Linked DNA regions of Homo sapiens: region 2 is linked to region 1. A link is a loop called in an ENCODE intact Hi-C map of the cell type or tissue named here. Cell type or tissue: heart left ventricle. All regions are shown on one strand. Links, peaks and the distances in the headings refer to the core of each region. The heading gives the core; the rest is flanking DNA. Region 1 has its middle 140 kb from the start of CRPPA-AS1. Region 2 has its middle 240 kb from the start of CRPPA-AS1.

Region 1 (12,412 bases), core at 3,599-8,598:
ACAGTCAGCACAGTGTACATTAGGCCTCCAGAAATACTCATAACTGCAAGTTTGTGACTTTTGACTAATGTATCCTTGTCCCCACCCCTGCCTGACCACTGGTAACCACTCATCTACTCTGTTTCTATGAGTTAAACTTTTTTTTTTTAGTTCCATATATAAGTAAGATCATGCAGTATTTTTCTTTCCATTTCTGGCTTATTTCACTTAGTATAATGTCCTCCAGGTCCATCCACATTGTCACAGATGGCAGGATTTCCTTCTTTTTGAAGGATGAATAATATTCCATTGTATACACATACCATATTGTCTTCATTCATTGATGGACACAGGTTATTTACATATCTTGGCTATTGTGAATAACACTGTAATGAACATGGGAGTACATATGATACTTCAAGGTGGAGATTTTATTGCCTTTGGATATATACCCAGAGTGGGATTGCTAGATTATATGATAGTTCTATTTTTAATTTTTTGAGGAACCTCCAGTTATGAACCCTTTTATTTTTATTTTTTTGAGACAGAGTCTTGCTCTGTTGTGCAGACTGGAGTGCAGTGGCGCAATCTGGGCTCACTGCAACCTCAGCGTCCCGGGTTCAAGCAATTCTCATGCCTGAGTTCCCCCGAGTAGCTGGGGCTACAAGTGTGTGCCACCACACCTGGCTAATTTTTGTATTTTTGGTAGAGATGCGGTTTCTCTGTGTTAGCCAGGCTGGTCTTGAACTCCTGGCCTCAAGATGATCCGCCCACCTTGGTCTCCCAAAGTGCTAGGATTACAGGTGTGAGCCACTATGCCTGGTAGTATGAACCCTTTTAAATTGGGAAGATGAATTCGACCATCTGGTGAGATAGACATACCTTGAGTCACTTTACTCTGACAAAATCTTGCTGTTTTTTACACATATTTTTGCTTCACCCTTTGAGCGGTGAGTCTTCTGAGGCCTTTTAGGCTTCACACAGGGCTCTCCTGCTGCTGTGGGCTAGCAAAAATAATAAGTTGCTCGAGATCTTCCATGAAATAGAAATTAATTATATAGTTTCATACAAAGAGAAAAACATTTTAAAATTTGAATTAAACATTGTTGGGGCATATTTTCTACGCTCAAACTAGTGTCTATGGGATTCAACACGCAGTTTTGGTTGTGATTGGCAATGGCATATATAATGGCAAAGAATATAACCATTTGATGTTTCTAATTTCATGGATTATTAATAATGCATTCTTATTTTGTTACCCCTGCCTGAAACAACCTATTTTAAAATGGCTTCTTAATGTTACTGATTTTCACATTTTTAGTAGCTACTCTCGTTCTGAGATATTTTAAAAATATACCATGAGGATTGGCAGAATGGGAAAGAGAGTATACTCTTCCCAGTTTCTTCATGAGGCCCAAGAATTACATGGTACAAAGAGTGGAATTTGGATTTATTATAGACGTAATTTCCTAACAATACTTATATTAAGATAGAAACGGTAGCTTTCCTGAGGGAACGACACTTAGGCAAATCATAAGCTGATTTACTCTAGAATTTCTCCATCACAGGGTAACCTGCAAAGAACCTTCCCATTCAGGAGGGTGAGAATCATGAAACTCAAAATGCACTGGCGCCTGCAGGGAGGTTGCTGAACTTTCCATTTAAAAAATGCCCACTAGAGGGAGTATAACATCATAAATTCCTTTTGCTTGTTGCCTTGCTTCTGGTAAACTGGCAGGAAAGCAAGATTCGAGTGCAAATATCTAGAATCTTTTATATTCTAACTTTTTCTCATTCACATTTTATTAAATATTCTGATGAGCAAAGAAAAACTGACAGGAAAAATTAGTATATACTATGTAACATTAATATGTTTATATGTGAAAATTCAGAATTTAAAATCATTGTCTCGAAATGAAATATAGATTATTTGCATCTAACAATGTAAAGCATCTTGGAGTAGGAGAACGCTTCATCAAATTATGGGGGGTTTGTTGTTGTTTTTATTTGCCATGGATATGATTAAAATATTTACCTGTTAGTCTGTCATTTTCTGTTACAGTGTTCCCAGATAAACTTTTTTACTGGGCAACTGTTTTGTTTACATAGTAGCAAAATCAAATGTTTAATTCTCAAGTTTAAAGCAACAATCTGCTACCTGCCTTAGGAAAAATAACAGTTAGTATTTCTCAAGAGTAAAAGCACTTCTCCTAGAATGAATGGCCTGTATTTTAACTTTTTTTTGTATTTTCATTAAATATTTTATATGTTTTTCCTGGTTTCCGTAAATTGAAATACGGTCAAATTCTAACATAAGACTCCAAGTTCGATTTTGGATTGCACTTTTTGTGTTTGATCATTTGGAGATAAACTAAAAATAATTTCTATAATTCATTCTGAAACATTGAGCAATGAAACAGCATTTTCAAAGTTCGAAAGGAAAGTCTTTATGAAAAATCGAGATGCTATTAGCTCCTTATATATTAAAGTACATTTTAAATTTGAATTTACATAATTTTCAGCAAGGAAAAAAGCACATGTATGGTTATTTCAAATTTATTTTTAATGAAAAAACTTAATTTCTTATGATCTTAGCTGTTTGAAAACCATTTCTAACTGATTTCTTTTTTTAGTTACCTATTGTTATTATCAGTGGCCACAAGAGTTTTTCACTAACTCCTCCAGTTACTGAATATTGCTTCTTCTATTTAAATGAAAACATTTTTGTTCTCTTTTCCATTGCAATAACACACACACACACACACACACACACACACAGACACACACACACACCTTTGCAATTGATGTGTCAACAGGGAAACAACAAAGTTATTTTGATTGTACATTGCCGTTTAATAAGTGACTTGGGATATGGCTGCTCTTCACATACTTTTTTTACATCTGCCTCTCCTTTCCTGAATGATTTTAGGACTAGGTCGGCTCCTTCGTTACTCCCCTTTGTAAGTAAAACCATACCTCCAACCTACCTCAAAAGCCAGGCTTACCCGTCACATTTTATTTTACTTATGTTTAGAAAAGTTCAGTATGAAATTAGCACATATTGGTTGTAGATAAATAAAAACATGTAAATTGTACTGAAGGATAACGATTAAAAGGTAAACAAATATTTTTTCTCCTTCCCTTTGACCTTGCTGTTCTCTGTGCAGGTTGAAATCTCTTCCAATATTTTCTAGCACATGCAATCCTGTATATAAACAGGTTATTATATATGCATATTTCCTTAATTTTTTTATAAAAATTGGGTCATATGAAAAATATTCTTCAGTGGCTTGACTGTATTTTTAAGATGTTTCCGTGTCAGTACTTACAGAAGTACTTCATTTTTATGGTTGCATAAAATCCTATCTTTTATTCAGACTCCAGACTTCTATTAATATATATTAAAATTGTTTCCAGTATTTCATTATATCAAATAGTGCTGCAGTGTAGAAACTTGAATAAACACCTTTGGATTTTGTGCTTTTTCTACATTTTTATAAATAAAATCTGACAGATATTGAAAACACAGCTGGCTTGTTATTATTTAGATTTTATTCATGGCCTGACTACCTCCACAAAGCTTTTAAGATGTCTGTGTTTTATGTTGTTCAGTGTCTCTGAAAGATATTTACTTTTATCAAGAAAACATGTTGGTTGCCAACAATCAGATTTCAAAACAAAAAAATGCTAATTTCTCTAAGTGCATCTTTACTAGAAAGTGAAAGAATTATTTGTCTCGATAATTCAGGTGGAAAACTCTTACATAAAAGATTGGAGGGAAAAAGTTCCCTTGCTGAATTAACCAGAATCACTGTGACTTTAGATCAGGTTGATGGAATATGAGGTTAACTATTGGATGTTAATATTTTTGTATATGGCAAGCATTGAGTGGTTAGGTAAAAATGCAGTAGGCACATACTCTGGAGTATTCTGGAGTAATTAAAAGCAACAAATGACATGTAGACAAAATAACACGCATATATTATAAGAACACTGTTGAGAGCTTAAAAGTAACAATGAATAACAATCTGTATGAATCAATAAGCTTCATTGATTATTAGGTTATAAATCAGTGCACTTTACACTAAAATACAAAATGCTACATATTCTATAAGAATTCATAGAAATTCAATGATATCAAATACAGTAGCATGGTTCTGGAAGGGAAAGCGAATGGGGATTGGGGAATAGGCGTCAAAGATCTTTTACAAAAAATAAAACACAAAGATGGTGTTCTTGTGTTTTTGGGGACATTGAAGTGTCGTTTTCTAGAAATAAATGGTTCATTTGCAATGAACACTTTCTAAATTGTCTTGTGATGAGAATTTTTTTTTTTCTGTCAAGTTGACGTTTGTTGGACTAGGGCAGAAAAGATGCAATGCAAATGTTCTTCAAATACAGAGATGGGAAGTAGTGTCCAGCAACACTCTTGTGGCAGCGAATGATGGTGTATTTTGGAGACAACTACAGTTGAGAGTTACTTGTGTTCTGCATCCATCTGGGGCATTGTTCAAGGTGGTTACACTTCTGGAAATATGAGAGGTACATGACTGTATTACAGCTTTCTTACAACGTGACCTCAAAGTAAAGGCACAAGGATAGCCCAGGTAGCTAGCTCTCTGAACCTTCATCCAGACTATATGAAGAGATGTTCCAATGGCTAGGAGCTGGACCTGAGACTGGGTAAAACTGTCCAACAGGCAAGGCTTAGAGCCAGGGGGAACTAAAGCCTGCATCCTGAGTGAGTGATAAAAACCAACAGCTAAAACTTACGTAGCACTTATTATGTATCTGTCACAGTTGTAAGCACTTTAAACATAATTGTTGAGTCTTCACAACAAAGGTATGGGGTTATGAATGAGGAAAATGAGCAATGGAAAAGTTATTTGCTGAAGATCATCCTATTATTTAATAGTAAACAGTTGAACTGGGATCAAAATTCAGACAGATTGCTAATGTCTATGTTCTTACCCAATATCGCCTCTGAAGAAGATTGGGGAGGGGCTGAAATAATACCACCTGCTTAATGTCTTAGGCTCTAATGGACTTGCAGAGACATTGTGGAATTAAATCCAAGGATCTGCAGGAAAGGCTGTTAGGCTGTGGGTAATAGGGTCAGAAAAAAGGAGTTGGTAGAAATTCCTCGAGGTGCCACTCTGTGGAGGGAGGAGCTCTGAGAGCCCTCCAGTCTATTTATATATTACCACGGTTTCAATCCACGGCGTTACTGGAGCCATAGAGTGGATTTTGGAATAATAAGGGCACCAGTGTGAAGGCAGCCAAATCAGGATTCTCGAAACGTGATACTCTTTGTTTTGGTGAGGTTGGCACCCCTCTCTGCTTCTCCTTTCTGGATGAATAAAAACCCCAAACATCATGAGCCGGATGTTTGAATGTTTTTAAACCTTGTAATTTTGTAAATTGTCTGTTCCTGGCCCCTTCCCCACCCTCCCACCCCAGCTGAATGTCACGATGTTCTTCCTTTCTGTTGACTTTCGAATGAAGAAACTGTGGTTTGAGTTTGTTTTCTCAGCAAGGTGATGGCAAAAGGATACTTATGGTGTTGAAGAATTTTAATTTTCCCTCAGACAACTAGGATGTATAGTATATTTTAAATCCTACTCTCCAGGATATCTGCCTTCTGCCCAGATAATAAAATTGATCAGATGTTTTGAGGTTAAATAAACTGTTGTAATAATCTGGCAGCTGCCTGCTGGTTGTGGTTTTCAAAAGCAATTACTCACTCTGGAGTCAACTTTGAACTCTACATTTTAATTGAAAAAGCTAATTGTAGGGTATTGCTCCTGATTTAGCATTTGATTTGGCAGATTAGGAAGTAAAAAGACATGTGGAGGGGAGGGGAGGGGAGAGGAAGAGAAAGTAAGCAGGGGTGTTGCTGAGCTCAAATTCCTGTTTACTTGTGAGTGTTTTCACACAGGGTACATTGTATGCTAACCGGAGAGAATGCAGTTGGACTAAAAATCTCTGAGGCATTCATCTGAGGCTTGTCTGCAAAATCCTTATTTTTGGCTTATTTGCTCACTCTCTCTCACCCACACATAGAGAGAGACATGCTACATATGTTAGTGTCTTAACTGTAATTCAAATCTGAAAAGAATTTTTAAGAATATTATCAGACCATCTCTGATGAGAAGCTTATTTCCTAAAATGTTGGAGATGCGAATGGACAGAGATGGCTACTCACTTTCCCTAAAACGCATCTAACGATTTTACTAAAATTCAGCACAATATAGGAATTGTTCATTTGGATGCGCAAAAGAACAAATCAAGCCTCTATTGGAATCATTAAGATTCTGAATAATTAGAAAAAAAGAGACAGCTACACTCATATTTTCCATCCAGGTCAATTAGTAGCATCCTTAAAATAGCCAGAAAATAGCTGTGAGTGCCAAGCTGAGAAGAGTGAGAATTTGCATTTCTGCAGTTTTTTTTTTCCTCATCGAAAAGCAAACTCAGTACTGTTAGGTTGACCTAGCACAGATGATATTGTGCATTTTAGAGATACACATTCTTTAAATTTAAAAAAGGCATATGTGTATGTATGTGACTGCTTCAGACTTTCTGCTCTGAGATCGATTGACAAACTCCTAGGAATTTCCTGTGAATGTGATAAAATGTTGACAGTCCAAATTAGAGCTGAAGTGAACAGCATAGATACAGGAATACATTAATTTTATAAGATGTTTTCAAATACTAGTTATGTGTCATTTGGAAACTCAGATTAATTTTAGACCTTTTATGGAATGCAGATTTGGCTCATCACAGTTCTGTTAATATTTTATTGACTTCATAAATATACTTTAATCCCTATACATCAGCTTTCTGATCTGTAAGAAGATAAATATTCTTCCCACATGTTTTGCACCCAGAGCTCCTCTGTTGAAATAATAAGCAGTGTTGTAATACATGAATTTGAGCATGGCTTCAGAATCTAATGTTCTCTTTATCAACAAAGAGTGGCTGAGATTTATTTGGTGTTTTAGTATCACCAAATTTGAAGATATTACAGTTAATGAAAAAAAGAAACATCTGTGTTGATATTATAAGAATTATTCTGAAATATGAATATCCCTGGAAATGTCAGCTGCCTACTACATAATTTCCAAGAGTCATTTTTGTGATCTTAATATTCAGAAGTCCTCAACTAAAAATGACTCATAAAAAGAAAGAAAGAGACCTTACAGATATGAAGACTCTGATTGAAAACATTTACTTCATTCAGAATACATTTTTCACCTATTTACTTACATATTATTTACCCATAGATCTCTACTTTTGGCAAAGTTCATCAGTTTAGAATGCAGGGGCAAAATGACTTCCGTGGTGAGATTTTAAAACTTTTTTTCCTGTGGGAGGAAAAAAGGTTGAAGAAAAAGTTAAGCTTTTTAGATAATATTATTAGTGGCAGAAATCAGAGACAATGGATTAATGTTTTAGTCATGGGAAATCTTCAGATCTGAAGAAAGGAAAAATAGTTACATAATGGTTTTTAAAAGTGCTATGAAATTGTCGAGGTAGATAGAATTTTCCCTTTTGATGGTCTTAAAATAGAAAGAAGACATGTTTAAAATGACAATTCTAGAGTCTGAATGTCAAGAACCAAACCAAACCAAAAACCTTTTATCATGATGGTATAATAGACATTTCAGAATGCTGGCTCTGGAAAAGCAAGGTGGGGTTGCATCTCCGGTATATTGCTTACTTTTGACCTTGAACAAATTACAAAATCCTGATAAATCTCAGTTTCTTCATCTGTAAAATACCAGGGTAATAACACCTATCTTTTTTGGTTATGGTTAAGATTAAATGAGTTGCTATTAACTGATACAAGATGAAACTACCAATGTATACTAACTGCTATTTTATTACACAGTATCTTTGTTTTTATAAGTAATGATAACCAAGTTTCCTCCAAATTGTCACAAAGGAATTATAGAAATCAAAATGCAAAGTCACGTTTGACATAAAAAATGAAGCTAATTTTCAGGAAACTTAAGAACCACAATCATATAAATTTCAAATTGATATTTAGGTATATGGATAGAATTTTCTTTAGTTGTCTGCACTTCTAGAGAAAGAAAAGTGAAGGATGAGAAGAAGCCAGAGTTTAAGGAATTCTTGCACCTCGTTAACATACACCATTATGATCAAATTATTAGAAATGAAAAAATACAAGCAAGGATAACCTCTTGAGGTATTTTCCCATGTTATTTCTATACAACATATCTTGATTTTAGACTTAGTGGGAAATTTATTCCTTTTCAAGGAAGATAAAAGATCAAAATTTTACCATTGACATAAATTAAAATTTTGTAACTACTGATGGTTAATGGGGTTTTGTTGTAAAGCCCATGCTGTAAGCTTCTATAGCTGTACTTATCCTTTTCTCTTGTCTGGCATAGAGACATTTCAAATATCTCACTGCCAGTTCTCCAATGTCACCTGAATTATTTCTCCTCACTAAAAAACTGTATATGTGTGTGTGTGTAGTATGCTGTATGGATGTGTGGTGCGTCTCCCTTGAGAAACTTCACAGAATGACGTGCAGGTCACTAGCTACTACTACCTGTGGGAAGATCAGGTTCACCGAGAGTGCTAGCCGAAGCAGAGGCATGACTCTTGGCGTCTCCGGTTACTTGGTCCATCTGCGCTCAGCTCTGGTGGAGGTTTGATTATGAAGACTGCATTTTGCCTTACAGACGTACACTTGAGTCTTATTGAGATAATTTGCTGCAAAGAAACTCTGGCTACTGCTCAGGTGAAACAGCTTTCTTTCCATAAGGTTTCACTTTACTGGAAGTGAGATTCAAGAATGCTGTTTAATGGGAAAAGAAGGATTTGTCCAAGGTGACTTGCTAGGATTTCTTTGTTCAGTCTATTTTCTTTCATTTCGAGTTGATTGAGGGACGTCAGATAGGATTCTTGTTTCACCCTGCATGCTTCTTGTCAACTATCTTGCCTTTCACAGCCTGACTACACAGGGACGTTTACAGCCTTCCAATGGTGTCTGCCAGACCTAGGTGTTATGCACCATACCTCCAGGGATCATTACCATATGGTATTTTAGGAGACGACACAGTTCATTTCAATGCAATTCAAATGAGCAGATTTCTTTTCTTTATTACACCATTGCATTTGGCGGCAATCCACCAGAGGCAGAGCCTAACTCTCAAAGGAATACTCTGCCCACTCTGTCCATTTAACTTGAAAATCTAGTCGGTTGATCACACATGTGCAACAGATGTGTGAGCATGCGTAGCGAAAATAAAAAATAAAAAATCCCAGCAGTGTACTGTGGGAAATGTAGCAGAACTACTGGAAAACAGGGACACAAAAAAGTCTGGTACTAAAACTTTGATTTTTGTTGTTGGAAGGGCAGTGCTTTTTATTAATCTTTCCTGCCTTTCTTGGGCGGAAAAGGTATACATTTCCATTATTATTTTGCAGTGATTACTCATGTAACGCTGGTAAGGAAAGTTTGTTCATTTTCACAGACTTCATCTTGTATCGAAATAATTCTAAATATTTTGACCAGATTTTCTTGGGCCCCTGCCTCTCAGGAACTGAGTGTTGGCACACTTCCACTGAAAAAACCACCCATTTACAAGAGAGGATATCAGAAATATACATCCTTTCATCCGTGCCCCACAGGCTTACATGGAAGGAGAGAGCACCAGCTGTTTTTCTCATGGTGAATAAGGGTTACTTGGGGAAATCTCTCTTCCTGTTTTTATATGGACAACTAAATTGTTGCAGAGCCAGTTAATTTTGGTTAGGTCAACAGCACAAGGTTAATTATTGGAACCTTCCTCTTTTTGCCTCTGTGAGAGTACAATATTAACATGAAATAGAAGAAAATGTAATATAGTGACTTATTCTAGAAGTGCTGTTTATTTGGAAAGTGTTTTTATTATACTTTCAAAGATTTTGCACATACTCAACTTTGTCTTCTAGGAAATAGTGGAAGAAGATTTTGATATGAAATTAGATTCAGAAAAAATTTTAGAATATGTTAACACATTTAGAAAAAAATGTATCACTTTTACTTTATAATGGGAGTATGTTTTAAAAGATAGAACAATTGGCTAACCTATGAGAGAACTTTGAAGTTATGTTTTCCTGCTCTCTGTTACACCTCAATTTGGCTTGCATGATTTTATACCTTTATCTAAAGGTATGTTACAATGTCACATTTTCTTTCTAACCTTGGATTTAATTAATGCATCAAAGGGTACATGGGTTGATTTATTTTCATGTATTATAGAATATTTTTATCCAGCTGTATAGTATTATAGAATTGCTTTAGAATAAAGCAATGATATCACTGTTGATATATTTCACTTCTGACTTTGGATTTGGTCAACATTACATATGGAAGGAGAAACCTACCCTGTATTGTTACGAGGATGGTTTTTCATTCATATCCTTATTGCTCTTAATAAACGTCCCAAAGAAAAATATTCTGCAGCAGCCACTCATAAAGAAGCAGAAAATGGCAAAACCACAGCATAGGAGGAAACCTATGTGAAAACAGTGGTTGTGTCTTCCTGGATACAGAAAACAAATAGAGCTTTTGAAAAAGCTTGCCAATAGATGCCTGCCAAATAAAATATTGTTTTATGAAGTCAGGAAAAAACTAATTTTAAAGGTTATTGTAGGTTATTTGTGGTCACTTCTGGTGTGCATACAGCATGATGTCATCCTGAACTCTTCTCTATTTATATTTCAGTCTTAGAGGTCTTTTGTCTAAGACTTGATCTCAGCTACTAGAGACATCTAAAATGCTCTTATTATTTGATACTCATAAAAATCTAGTCTGAAAAAATTAGACTAGGAAGAGAGTCCTGGCCAAGTCCAGACAAGAAATCATTCAGGCAGATCCATCTTCTGAAATCATACCTACACTGTAGACATCTTCACGGGACTCATTTGCTAGAGAACTTCTCAAGTGATTGTAAAGTAGCCATGTGTCCAAATGGCTCCACTAGTGAATTATTGCCTTTGAACGGGAGTAGATGGAACCTATGCCAGAGACATCTCATTTGAGGAAGGGGACCAGGGGATCCCGTGGGCAGTCCATTTTCTTTCTCCTTCTGAGTAGATGTAACCTATATCTCTGGTATCTTTCAATTTGCTTATGTGACCTCTTGCAGCAAGTTCTCTTCACCCTTGTAGTGGGGCCAATTCTTTTTTCTCTATGGGATTTTTTTTTTTTTTTTTTTTTTTGTCTTGGAAAACCCCTCTTTGTTGAGGTAGTTCTCAGTAAACCAGGAAATGTCAAACACTGGTTGAGGACAGACTAGATAGCCAGTGAGATGTTAGCAGTTGGAAATGGAGGAAGCAGAAGAGTGTCTTGAGGGGGAAAGAACCCACAGCATTTGGGTATTAGAAAAAACATAAAATGTAAAAGAAAATGCATGTTTTTAGTGGAAAGATGACACATTAATAGCCATACCTAGATAGACAGCTGACATCATTTGCATCATCCTCAAGTGTATTCATTCATTCAAAAAATGTTTTCACACGCATCTAGATGTACCAGGTGTATTGGTGTTAGAGAACAGAACAAAATGTTATATTTAATATAAATATATAAAATAAAAAATAAGTCATACAGTAGAAGGCATTAAGTGCTATGGGAAAAAAATGAAACAGAGAAGGGTATGGAGTCCTGGGATGGTGGGGTTGTAATTTAAAATTTGGTGGTCCAGTGACACCTCACTAAGAAGTTGACAGTTGAGCAATGCATAAAGTTGTGAAAGGAACAAACCATATAGTCACCTTCAGGGGAGTATTGCAGGCAGAGAAAAAGTAAACAAAAGAGACCTGAGCCCAGGGGACACGTGGTGTGTTGGAGGAACAGCACACCATATGTACTATGCCGGCCAGCATACGTACACCACAGTACTATGCTGGCCAGCATAAGTACGCATCACATACACACATGTGCAGACACACCTCTCCCCTTCGTACATGTAGGTGCTTCAAAATACCAGAGAGATTTAGAGCAAATACTTCTTCAATAACACAATTTTTGTCACTGAATGCAAAGGGATACCATTCATAATTTAGGTTTAGCTAAACTTTGGAAAATCTGCTTTTTGCATGAGAATGGAGCATTCAGCAAACCCAGTGAGCTGAAAGGTGATTCTCAAGTCACCGCCCTAAGTCAGCAACTGTCAGGTTAGAGAACATATTGGTGTGTTTGTAGTTATTTGATCATTACAGTGATTATATTGTGCTAATGTTTAACAGTATATTAAGCACTCCAAACCTATAAACAGATTTTATCATAAGATTGGCAGTGATTCCTTACTAATCCTTTCTTTTTGGGGAGCCTAGCCTGAGAAATTATTTCCTCATCTCTCTTTGCATAGCTTTGTAAATGACATAAACACAAGATTCATTCAGT
Region 2 (12,412 bases), core at 4,220-9,219, 100 kb after region 1:
ACTTGTGAACACCAGCTCTGGAACCATCATGGTTTATTACTTGTGAACACCAGCTCTGGAACCATCATCAAATCCCAGGACTACCATTTCCTAGCTGTGGGACCACGGATTAGTTACATGCATTTCCTGTGTTCAGTTTTCAGGCCATATAGCCATGCTGTTGAGGTTAAATGAGTTAGTATTTATAAAACCCAAACAGTGCCCAGTAAACCATATGCAAAATAGGTGTTTTATGATTATTACATATGTCTGTCAATATCATATTTACATATTTAAATAAATCATAGCCCATTGATAAGCTAGTCCAGCTCAGCCACCCAAATGGTGCAGAAAGTCCTTTTCAGAAGGGTAAATACTAAAAAGCCTCCCTGCAGCTGACTCAGAGAAGTCTCAGTCCAGAGCAGGACACAACAAAAAAAGTGATGGTGTGTCCCATTGACTCATAAACGTTTAATTCAAACTTTGACTCCCTTCTCTCTCCTCCAAAAAGAAATTCAAATTCATATTCTTGACATAGTAGTCCCATTCTGAACTTCATCTTACATTTCAACAGCTCTTTGGGCCATCTCAGTTGATACAGTTCAAATTTCCTGCTGGCCAGGTAGCACTAATATCTGCGTTTCCCATTTATTCCCTCCACATCATCTCAGCGCTTTCTTCGCTGAGGAGGCATTTCCAGATTTGGAGTGAAAATTGAAACTATAGAGCAGTAGTTGGGGGTAGAAAGGCCAAGAGCGCGGAAGGGCTCATTAATCAGGATCCAGAACTGCCACTGATTAGAACTCGGGGAAGTGGGGCACATTCTTCCTCCAGTGTGAATGTGGAAGTGCTTGGCCTCTCTCATCTTTCTCTTTTCCTGTGGTGACTCAAAAAATGTGCAAGCTTTGGCTCCTTGCCAGTGGGGTGAATTTTTTTTGTTGTTGTTTAAGGAAAAGTGTAAAGTATTTTCACATTAAATGAAGAACTTCAGACATCTCCAGGAATCTGTGCATTGATGGCTTGTTAAAATTCAACAAAGACCCATTTATACTTTAAGAGAACCTCTTCTTCCTTTGCTGGGTTGCCTTGGGGATTTTCATTTCTTTCTGCAACACTACTCATTTTGTCTTAGCTGCTCCTAAGAGGAATCATGGCCAAATGCATTTTTTTAAACCCTCAGGTCTCTCTTGTTTTTATTTAATCTTATCTGTGTTCTTAGTATTCATACTTTTTCTTTTTAAAAAAGATATATGAGTTGATTTTAATCACCTAGTCCCCATGTCAGGGGTGACACAAACATTTATTTCTGACTTTCAAAATCACAGGAGATTTACCTAGAAGCTGATTTTCTCTGAGTTTATTTGATTCTTCATTTCAAGTGTTGTAAGACCTCCTACATATATTCAATTTTCTCAAGAGTTTTCAGGAAATACATAGGAGAACATATTCAAATGAAAATTATTCTCACCCCCCTATATTTATGTGCCTTTTTTGGTGGTGAATAAATCTTATTCTTCATAAGAGCAAGAAGATTGTAAACTGTCACAAGCTAAGTTTCCATTTGCTACTCTACTGGCCAGCAAAGTGCCTTGCCTATGTGAGGCACTCAAAACATGTTCTTTGAGGGAATAAATGAAAAAATAAAAGATGACAAAATATTCAGCCTCAAAAAGCAGTTTTGAATTGGGTCTTTCATCTTTTATAATTAAGCACTTGACTTTTTCTCTGGCCCTGTTCGTACAATTAACTATATACCACACACCTTACAGGAAAGAAACAAATGTAATATTTCTTATTAATATGGTAGACTAACACCAAATTTCTAGATAATCTTGGGTAGAGTGCCTGGAAGATTGAGATCATGGCTGCAGCACAGGCGTTTAGTGCCACATGGCAGGCTGGCTTGTCTGTAATTGTGCCAACAGTAATCTCCCACTGGTGCCACACTCGACTCCCAGGCTTCAAAGCAACACGTAAAAGAGGATTTATCTTTTTTTTTTTTTTTTTTTTGAGACGGAGTCTCGCTCTTTTGCCCAGGCTGGAGTGCAGTGGCGTGATCTCAGCTCACTGCAACCTCTGCCTCCCGGGTTCAAGCAATTCTCCTGCCTCAGCCTCCCGAGTAGCTGGGACTACAGGTGTGCACCACCACAGCTGGCTAATTTTTTTGTATTTTTAGTAGAGACGGGGTTTCACCATGTAGCCAAGATGGTCTTGGTCTCCTGACCTTGTGATCTGCCCGCCTCGGCCTCCCAAAGTGCTGGGATTACAGGCGTCAGCCATCGTGCCTGGTCCCAGGAGGATTTATCTTTATTATTGTTTGAGAGTTCCAACTTAAAAACCAAAAGAATATTTAAGTGAGTTTGTTTTCTGTCCATTGACATTTGATTAATTCATCTGGAATAATGTAAACTTTATGTGCATGACTATGGGCAGTTTTTTAGCTATATAATAGAGGATGTCAATAATACTAATCATATAATTTAATTGTCTGAAAAATTAGGTTAAATTATATGGCAGGCCTCGTACGAGAACTTTAAACTATAAAAATGAAAATGCTTTTTAAAAGTATTTTTAAATACTCGGCCTGGTGATGAAGCAGATGCACTTGTTGCTCATTGACACTTCTAGGTAATCTGTTCTCTTTCACTTGTACATATTTGCAGCTTTAAAGCTCATGCTGGGAGACTATACATTACCCTTCCTTCCTTTTTTCGCTCATTTACTGGCCTCCAGGTCACTCTCTCTTTTTCCTTCAGGAGTTTAGTTTTTAGGTGAAAGTTGCTCTTCTCCAAACTATTCCTGATTTAATTCTTTGTGATTTCAAAACCTATTTTCAATCAGTTTCTCAGTTCTTTGACATCCTCTTCTCTTAAATTATCACCTTCCATCTACATAAGACAATTCGTACTATGGCTGCACAGTATAGTTTCTTGTTTTTACCAATGATTGTTAACTTCTTTAAAGATGTCGATTTCAGGCATTTCTCTCTATGACCACCACTTGTCTTTCCAGTTCACTCCCACTGTATCCCACTGGGGCTGAAATCAATTGCTCATACCACTTTTTCCTTGTCCATTACTGTAACTTTTGGTCCTCTTATTTACTCACCTTACATTCCATGTTCTATCATTATAATAATCTTCTCTCCTTATTGTCTTGTATCTGTCTTGACATTTTCATCCCTGGCTAACCTGTGATGAAATCCATCTCTCTACCTACTCCACATCTGCTTTTGTACTGGTAGACATGGCTGTAGAAAAACACAACCATAATGATTGTCTTCTTTCAACTTTATGACCTCTAATTTCAAGTGGGTCCTTAATGCCACCTGACAATCTTATTTCTTCACATCATTCATTCTCCCACTCCCCCTGAAAAATATTTCATACTTTTTATTCTCTCTTCTAACTTCTAATACTTTCTCCTAAACCCTAACTCCTAGCTGATGACCTTGCTTCCAGAGAAAATAGAAACACTCAAAAGAGAGTTTCCACAAGCTCCTGCCATCATAACAAACCACATACTTGCATGTGTTTCTTGGACAGTGGATGACTTAAGGGTGTTCCTATCCAATGACAATCTCTCCATGTGGCAGGAGACTGCTTGCTTTCTCTCCTACTTCAAGACATTCTTCTCCTTCCTGTATCATTTCCACCTACTTTCTACTGAATTGTTTATGTCAACCTATAAACATGCTCTTATTCCTCCCGTCTGAAAAGAGGATATTATTGCTTCCATCCTCCCACTCAGCTACCATTGATTTTCCTCATTTCCTTTTACAGAAAAACCTTTCAAAATATTGTCTAAATTCATCCCCAATTCTACTCCTACCTTCTTTTTTAAACCTTCTCCAAATAAGCTTTTGAACTCACTACTCTAATATAATTTTCTTACCAAAAGTACCAGCAGCCTCCATATCACTAAATCCAATGGTAGGTTCTTATTTTTTCACCATCTTACTTAAACTTTTACCAGATTTTGATACAGTTGATCACTCCCTCCTCTCTAGAAGTTGCCTTATGTGGCTTCCAGGATACTACACTCTCCAATTTTTTTCTATTTCACTGGCTGCTCCTTCTTGGTCTCCTTTGAGGATTTCTCTTAATCTCTCAGAACACAAATTGTCAAAGTACCACAAGGCTCAGTCCTTAGACTCTGCTCTTTTCTCCCTATACTCACTATTTTGACAACCTCATCTTTTTCATAATTTTAAAAATCATTTGATTTTTAAATGGCTTATGCCTCTCTTCTCAACTTCAGCTCTCTTTTCTTAGATATTCAATAAGCATCTGCAATTTAGCAAGTCCAAAGTTACACTCCATCTTTCTCTTCAAACCTGCTTCTCAATGAGTCTTCCCCATTTCCATAAATGGCAACTCCACATTTTCATTTTCTCAGACCTAAATCCTGGGATTCATATGTGACCTTTCTCCTTCTTTCATAACCTGTATCCAGTCTGTCACCAAGTGCTGCTCACTGTACCTTTAAAATACATCTATAATCCAACCAGTCTGTACTCTCTTCATGGCTCTTAGTTCATTCCAGATCATTATCAATTTTGGTCTAAGGAATTGCAATAACCTCCTAACTCGTATCCTTGTTTCTGCCTTTGTTATCCCAACAGTTTATCATCGATATAAGAGATTTATAAAGCATAAATTCATACATGTCACTCTTTTACACAAACTCTCCAATGTCTTCTCATCTTAAACAGAGTAGGAATGAGTTTACAGTGTTCTACATAATATGGTCTGTTCAGGGCTCTGTGATCATCATCTACTTGTTAATCTATTTCGGCCACATTCACCACCTTGCTCTTCCTCGCATGCTTCACTCATAATCTATCTTCAAAACTGTTGTACTTGTTTCCTTTACAGAACAATTCTCTATCACAAGTCCATCTAACTGTATTTCTGTCTTTCTTTATAGATGCATTTAACTATCCTTCTCTGTGAAACATTTCTTGGTCACAATATTTGATATTCCATTCTGTTTGTTTATATATTCATTTCTTAATTTTTTTCCATGACATCTATTCATATATCTAGCTTATTATACACTTTACTTGTTTATTTTACCTATTATCTACCTCTATTGGGTAGAATTTTTGCTCCATTCTGTTTTATGAACTACTGTACTTCCTAGAATAATTCCTGGAACATAGTTGGCATTCAGTAAATATTTGCTGAATGGATAACTGAATGAATTGATGAGTAAGTATAGCAATGCTTCTGATTACCTAATGGCAAAAGCCAGTATTGAGATTCTGGGGGAAAAATGACTGCAACAGACAAAAAAGAAGAAAAATTCTCTTTGAGTGTTTAAAAAGATGACACTGAAATAGAAGGGTGTACCTGGTAATTGTGTTAGTATATTAAAGAGCTAAAACATATGTACAAATTATGTAAGATTCTTTCCTATATTTACAGCTATATAGCTTACATGATAAATTATGAAGAACATTTGTTCTTCATAAGAGTTTGACAGACTATTAAGGTGAAGTTCATTAAACATCAATTTTACAGGACAGAAGATTTGTAAGGCTCTTCTGGCAATAACAGAAATAAAATAAGATGACTTGGAACATCGTATATAGAGATTTTCATTAACTTGTTGGTGTTATTCCTTTAAGTATTACAATTAACTAACTTCACATTTAGAGCCAAAATGAAGTACCATATGAGGTGGGAGATTTGTGCCCTATGATACAGATTTTGCGCTTGGATTTTATGTAGACTCCAAGATAATTTAGTTAGTCCTTAAAAGTTATTTTACTATAATCGGCTATTAGCACTTTATATACTTGCAGAGTTTTGTACCACATTATTAATCAGTCTATGCTCCCTCTCCTGCCAGTAAGTCTTGAGTTCCTTTAGAAGGTTGAATCTTCTTTCTTTCAGGGAGTGAAAAGGAACCAGAGACAGACTGAAGAATTCCAAAAGCTGTCCAAAAAAAGAAAATTTTCATAGTGAATTAGCAGAAGGAGGAGAAGGGAAGTGGAAAAGAGCGGCCGCATGAGTTCATGGGCCTGGCTTTTTATCATGCCTACTCTTGGGGCCACATCAGTGGCCTTGCTTTCATGCCAGAAGCAGTGCAAATCATAATTAGAATATAGAATATTGCAAAGAAAGGGGAAAAGGCCCCATCTGTGCAGCCACTTTAACTACAAGCCCAGAATCTGTTTTACAGCTGAGGCACAAAGACGGTATTAATACATGTGGTTAGTTCCTTCTCTATATATACTGTAGATTCATTGTGTCTGCTTTTCCTAGGTGGAGCAAACACAGACATACAATATTTTGTTCTCTTTTTGTTGTTACACTTCCTTTCTTGCCAGATGCGGCAAACCCCTTCCTAAGCCATTCTGTCTGTACTGCTCTGCACGTTGACACCCATCAGCTTGCAAGTGAGCAGGGCTGTCAGCACTGGATATTTTCTCCTCCATTGTCACTGGTCTAATGACATCCTCTGGTTTATGCACTTTTCTCTCCAACACCACCATAAGCTAGAATAACTCACTCAGTCTGGGTGTTAGGCACTTCTCCTATAATTCATGCCAAGTAAAGGAAATCCGTAGACTTAAGGACAAATAGTGTAGCATATGTACAAAGTACTGGGCAGTCTCCATGTGTAAACTTTCTATTAAATGTAATGAAACAAAGCATCTCAATGTGCATGGTTTTTTTTTTTTTTTTGCAGATAAGTAATTAGAGATGAGAGATCTTCAAACAATAGGGCCATTATTCCCAAAATCACCATGGGAATGAGTGAAAGTTTCATATATTTAGGTTGATTTCAGAGTCTAGAGTGCTATGGGAGCTTAACAAATGATTGTTAATTATTATTTAAGCACCAGTTTTGACCGAATCATAATGCTAATGGATCTCTTTGGGAATATTCTTTAGATAGCCATCATTTATCTAGACTTGATATCAGGCTTTGATTAAATGTGTTTATTCCAGTATCAGCAAGAAAATGTCTTACACATTTTTATACTTACAGAAGACAATAGGGCTCAGCACATAGCAGGGGGTTCAAAAATATGTTTTAAACAGTTGAACTAAATTTGTGGGATTTTTACAACTCTTTGGGTTTTATTTTGGCAGCTAAAGCCAACTGAGAGCTGTGTTCTTGCTGCTCTAAGAATGATTGCATAAGAACAATGTTTTAGGATTTTTTTTTTAGGACTTTCGAAGTACTGCTATCTGTCTTTAGCAGTACTTGCTCTTTTTGGGAATTTTTCTTTGTTTGGATGGGTCAAGTCAATAGATACAGTGAGGAACAACCTTCAGGACATAGTGTTATGGATGAAATGTTTTCAGCGTGTTCAGTTTTTTTTTTTTTTTGGCAGTCAAGTTTATATATATATAAAGTTCTGGGATACATGTGCAGAACTTGAAGGTTTGTTACATAGGTATACATGTGCCATGGTGGTTTGCTGCACCCATCAACCCGTCATCCACATTAGGTATTTCTCCTAATGCTATCCCTCCCCTAGACCCCCTACCCCCTGACAGGCCCTGGTATGTGATGTTCCCTTCCCTGCGTCCGTGTGTTCTCATTGTTCAACACCCACTTATGACTGAGAACTTGCAGTGTTTGCTTTTCTGTTCCTGTGTTAGTTTGCTAAGAATGATGGTTTCCAGCTTCATCCATGTCCCTGCAAAGGACAGGAACTCATCTTTTTTTATGGCTGCATAGCATTAGTGCAGTATTTTGGTTTTACCTTCAATAATGATAATTCTGTAACTGAGATGATTGTTTAAACCCAGGTACGGTATATTTTAAGGTTGATACTATTCTTGTGTTTCTGGTTAATGACAATGCAATGGAAAAACTGGGCCATGACCGACCGACCTTCCTTCCTTCCTTCCTTCCTTCCTTCCTTCCTTCCTTCCTTCCTTCCCTCCCTCCCTCCCTCCCTCCCTCCCTCCCTCCCTCCCTCCTTCCTTCCCTCCTTCCTTCCTTCCTTCCTTCCTTCCTTCCTTCCTTCCTTCCTTCCTTCCTTCCTTCCTTCATGAGTCTCACTCTTTCGCCCAGACTGGAGTGCAGTGGCGCCATCTCGGCTCACTGCAAGCTCCGCCTCCTGGGTTCACACCATTCTCCTGCCTCAGCCTCCCGAGTAGCTGGGACTACAGGTGCCCGCCACCACTCCCAGCTAATTTTTTGTATTTTTAGTGGAGACGGAGTTTCACCGTGTTAGCCAGAATGGTCTCCATCTCCTGACCTCGTGATCCGCCCACCTCGGCTTCCCAAAGTGCTGCGATTACAGGCTTGAGCCACCGCGCCGGGCCTGAACCATCTTTATTATAATCACATAGCATAGTAGTTCTGTATGCATTAATGTGAAAATCACCATATGAGTAGCATAATTACATGAAAATGGAGCCAATTAACAAAAAAGAGAGGAAAACGTGGAATAAAACACAATCAAGATTGAAAGAAAATCTGTTAAGAAATTTCTACAAAGTTATAGGTAGAACAATCTCTGAAAAGGATCAGACTATGTCTGTAATGATGTTGAATTTTAAAAAATGCTTTGTGTTCTTCACTTGAATTAGAAATGTGGTTGATTTGGGCTTGAAGGCTGAGTTTAGGTTTCTCTTACATGTCTGAATCACAACTGGATCATTTATGTCTTAAGGTTCTTTTAAAACAAATTTTGTTATTATAAAAAAAGAAATTCTTAAGAGCTTAACATTGTCATACATGAAAATTATTTTGTGCTTGCTAAGGAATCACTTTCTTATTTTGGTTTTAGGTAATATAAATGTCAAAATAAATATCTATCAAGAACTTGTTTTGTGCAGGCATTGTGCTGAGCAACTTCCTTCATTTACATTAATAAATGTATAATTTTAAATCAGTGGTCAACATTTTTCTCTAAGGCTAATACATCAAAAGCCTTTTCTACTAAAAGAAGAAAATAATTAGCCTTCTTTAAGTTGATTTCCTATGCTTTTTGAAACTACTGTTGAAATCTGCATTTTAGTCCATATTCTTTTATTAGACATAATAGTATAATACTTATCTGATATATAAAACACACACTCATCCTTTGATCAATAAAGAATTTATATCAATATTGATATTGTTCATTGTTCTGTTCATTTTTGCAATCACTAGAAAGATGAACGGAGCTAACTGTCAACCTTCAGTCTTATAACTAAGCTATTGCAGTGTTCTCTGCTTACATCACATAGCCTCGTACATGGCAGACTCAACACCACATGTTTACTACAAAATTTACTCTTCATGAGGACAATTCTTTCTTTTTAGCTTCCTTGAATTTTGTTACAATTTGGAGCAGACACTATTGTTGCCCTGCCCAGTCCCTCAGATCTCCCTGTAACCAGTCTGTGTGCCAGATTGCTGCTAATGGTTGGAACCTTCACCTTTAGATGTTTCCTCCAGGTGCTGATGCTGCCTCATCTTTAAGATGTGGAAATGCCTGAGTTTTATATCTGTGTGTTCATTTCACCACATCCAGTGGCATATCCATAGATAATGACTGAAATTGCCTCCTTGCTTAGGTTTCATATCTTGTGTTTCTCATTCACTATTGATTTCTCCCAGTATTACTTGTGAAATAAACCACTTGGATGTAAATCGTTGGCTGAGTCTGCTTCACAGAGTAACCAACTAAAGGCCGGTATTACTGAATTCTGACAAATAGTAAATGAAATGACAGGTCATTTTTGCTCTGAGATATTTAAGAGCCAATGTGCCTCTTCCATCTCTTTTCTCCTTTGACAGCAACTTTGGAAGCCATGTTTTAGAAGCATCCTGTGGTCTTGGGTCATGATGTGATGCAACATCATTCTGGAGAACCAATTTACCTCCTTAAGACTTTGGTGAATGATAAATAAACCTTTATTATGGGAAGCCACTGATGTATCAGGTTGTTTTTGTTATTTACTATAGTGTAGCCTAGCCTATTCTTGCAAGTAAGAGCCTTTTTTTATATTTATATATTAATATTTTATTCCCTCCCACTAGATTTAAAGAAGTATGCATGTGACTTGTATAACTTTATATACTTCTTAATGCCTAGGGCATAGTAAATGTCCTGTATTTACAGAACATTTGTTGAATGGTTGAATGCTTAAATGGATTAACAGGAAAAAAAAGAATTGAAGCTACTAAATCTACATATACATACTTATAAGTATATGAGTATGTGTGTGTGTGTGTGTTTATCTTTAAAGTAGAATAAGCATTTTCATAATCCAGGTAGATTAGCTCTTTCTTCCAATATGTTAGAAATAGCTCATATAATTTACCAAAGTAAATATAACCATGTAAATATAACTTCATAATTGTTATGGTTTTAGGATAGAATTAATACCCAGACTTCTTTCATAAGTGGTCCTTAGAACTAAACAGTACAGTTCCAAAGAGGTGAGTTAGAAAGTTCTGCGAGAATCTAACCAAATTTATTTTTCAGATATTATGCTATTTTCTTGGCCTCTGATCTTGGGGAAGTGTTGGCACATGGCTCCAGTTCCTGCTCTTTAGATTTGTTTCCTGAATGGAGAAACCCTGGGCACTGTTTTCTTTTGTTCTGGTGGTTAATTATATTTCAGGGTGGTACTTACAGGGCAGAACACTTTTATAGCTATTTACCTCGATCTGGCCTGCTCTGCAAATCCTTGTTTCACTTGTGGTCAGTGAACCCAAACTCTGGAGAGGTTAGCTTCCTACCCAAACTGCCCACCCAGGCCGGGAGCTTGAAATTACCATTTGCTTTTCCTGTCAATTTCATCTTTTTCCATTTGCTTTTACCCTCCTCTGGTTCTCATTGAGTCAAACCCAGCATGGTTTTCCCTTAGTTAACTGCTGTGTTGTTCTAGGCATTAATATCATTGTCAGCACAGTTGTGTGAACAAGTTTTATTGGTTATTTTGGATTTTTTTCTGCCAGTAGGAAGACTAAGCCTATTCTAATAGCAATCAAATGCCTTGGAGAACCATTCATTTCATATTTGTCACTTTCCAATTCCATTGAAGAGGGTTGCAGCTTGCTGTTTAGAATGATTACTACTTCTGAATAAACGTATTAGTAGAACATGAGTAGAAAAAATAGAAATCTCACTCTTAATTCCATCACCCAGAAATAAGCACAGTTAAATTTTTTGTATAATTTTTAGCCTTTTCTTCTTAACATTTGTGTATAATTGTATACACATAAAACACACGCATCCATGCTCAAACATGTTTATATTGGGATTGTACCACATATGTAATTTTCTATTGAGTTATTTAATTTACACATTATTATAGAAATTTCCAAAATTTTAAATTATTGTTAGTATGATTTCTCATGGCTAAAACAACTTCTTAAGTAGATAAATCACCTTATATGCAAACCATTCAGTTTTGATACACATATGGAATGTTTCTCACTTTTTAATGAAACTCACTTTATTTTCACTTTATTATGAAAACATCCAGATTGTTCTTATATATTGGTTTGTGCATGTATAATTATTTTCTTAAGATCATTTTCTAGAACTGGGTTTTCTGGGCAAAAATATTATGAATGTCAGCTTTAATGTCTCTTCCTTTACTGTTTCAGATTTCTTTCCTAGATGGTTTTGGCAATTCCCATTTCCCCCCTTTTATAGCAATACATTATAATAATTATTGTATTTAACCTTTATTAAACAGATTAAAATTAGGTGTCATTGTGGATGTAATTTGCATTTCTTTAATAGTCATCAAATAATTTTTTCATAGCTTTTTGGTCATTTGTAATTCTTTCTGAGCAACCAGTCTGTGTGCCCATCACATAAACCTGAGCAAACCTCAATATTTTGCCCTTTGCCCCCTATTATGCCCCATGTAATTTTAATTTGCTTCTAAGAACTTCTGCATATTAAGGATATTAAATTTCTGTCATATATATTCACAATGTTCCCCTCCTCTTCTAAGTTTGTCATTTCTTTTTAAATTTTATTTATTTTTTACATAAAGCATTTAGGTACTATTTACATTCTGCTTTTTGAGTCTGCCTTCACCTGCACATGTAGAAGCATAATCCTCAAAATGAGACTATATAAATATTCTCATATTCTTCCTTGAAAATTGAGAAAATTTACCACCATAACGATTTGGCTCCAATTTCTTCCACAGTTTACTGAGATTTTTCTTCCTGTTGGTTCAATTCTAGTAATACGTTTTCCTTAAAACATGAATTTTATCTAGATAGTTAAATATAGCACACAAATTCATTATTTTTATTTTACTTTAAGTTCTGGGATACATGTGCAGAACATGTAGGTTTGTTACATAGGTATATATATATGCCATGGTGGTTTGCTGCGCCTATCAACCCATCATCTAGGTTTTAAGCCCTGCATGCACTCGATATTTCTCCTAATGCTCTCCTTCCCCTTGCCCGCCATTCCTCAACAGGCTTTGGTGTGTGATGT

Evidence for each region. Hi-C counts contacts between places; a loop is a spot of excess contacts. Peaks named below come from ENCODE experiments on the same cell type or tissue, not always from the same donor. Only the 100,000 strongest peaks of a DNase experiment are listed, where the experiment ranks them.
Region 2: a loop joins it to region 1, with 2.8 times the contacts of the local background. A loop is called at or near these places in 3 of 110 quality-filtered maps.

Annotation. Positions count from the first base shown.
Region 1 is chr7:16,060,684-16,073,095 of GRCh38, reverse strand. No RefSeq gene overlaps it. Among named protein-coding and RNA genes, the nearest start is that of CRPPA-AS1, 140 kb to the left of the region's middle. RefSeq lists a silencer at 10,378-10,672. In heart left ventricle, for the core only: no CTCF peak of the experiment used is centred there; no DNase peak of the experiment used is centred there; H3K4me3 peaks cover 1,585 bases; H3K27ac peaks cover 3,793 bases.
Region 2 is chr7:15,961,579-15,973,990 of GRCh38, reverse strand. No RefSeq gene overlaps it. Among named protein-coding and RNA genes, the nearest start is that of CRPPA-AS1, 240 kb to the left of the region's middle. In heart left ventricle, for the core only: no CTCF peak of the experiment used is centred there; no DNase peak of the experiment used is centred there.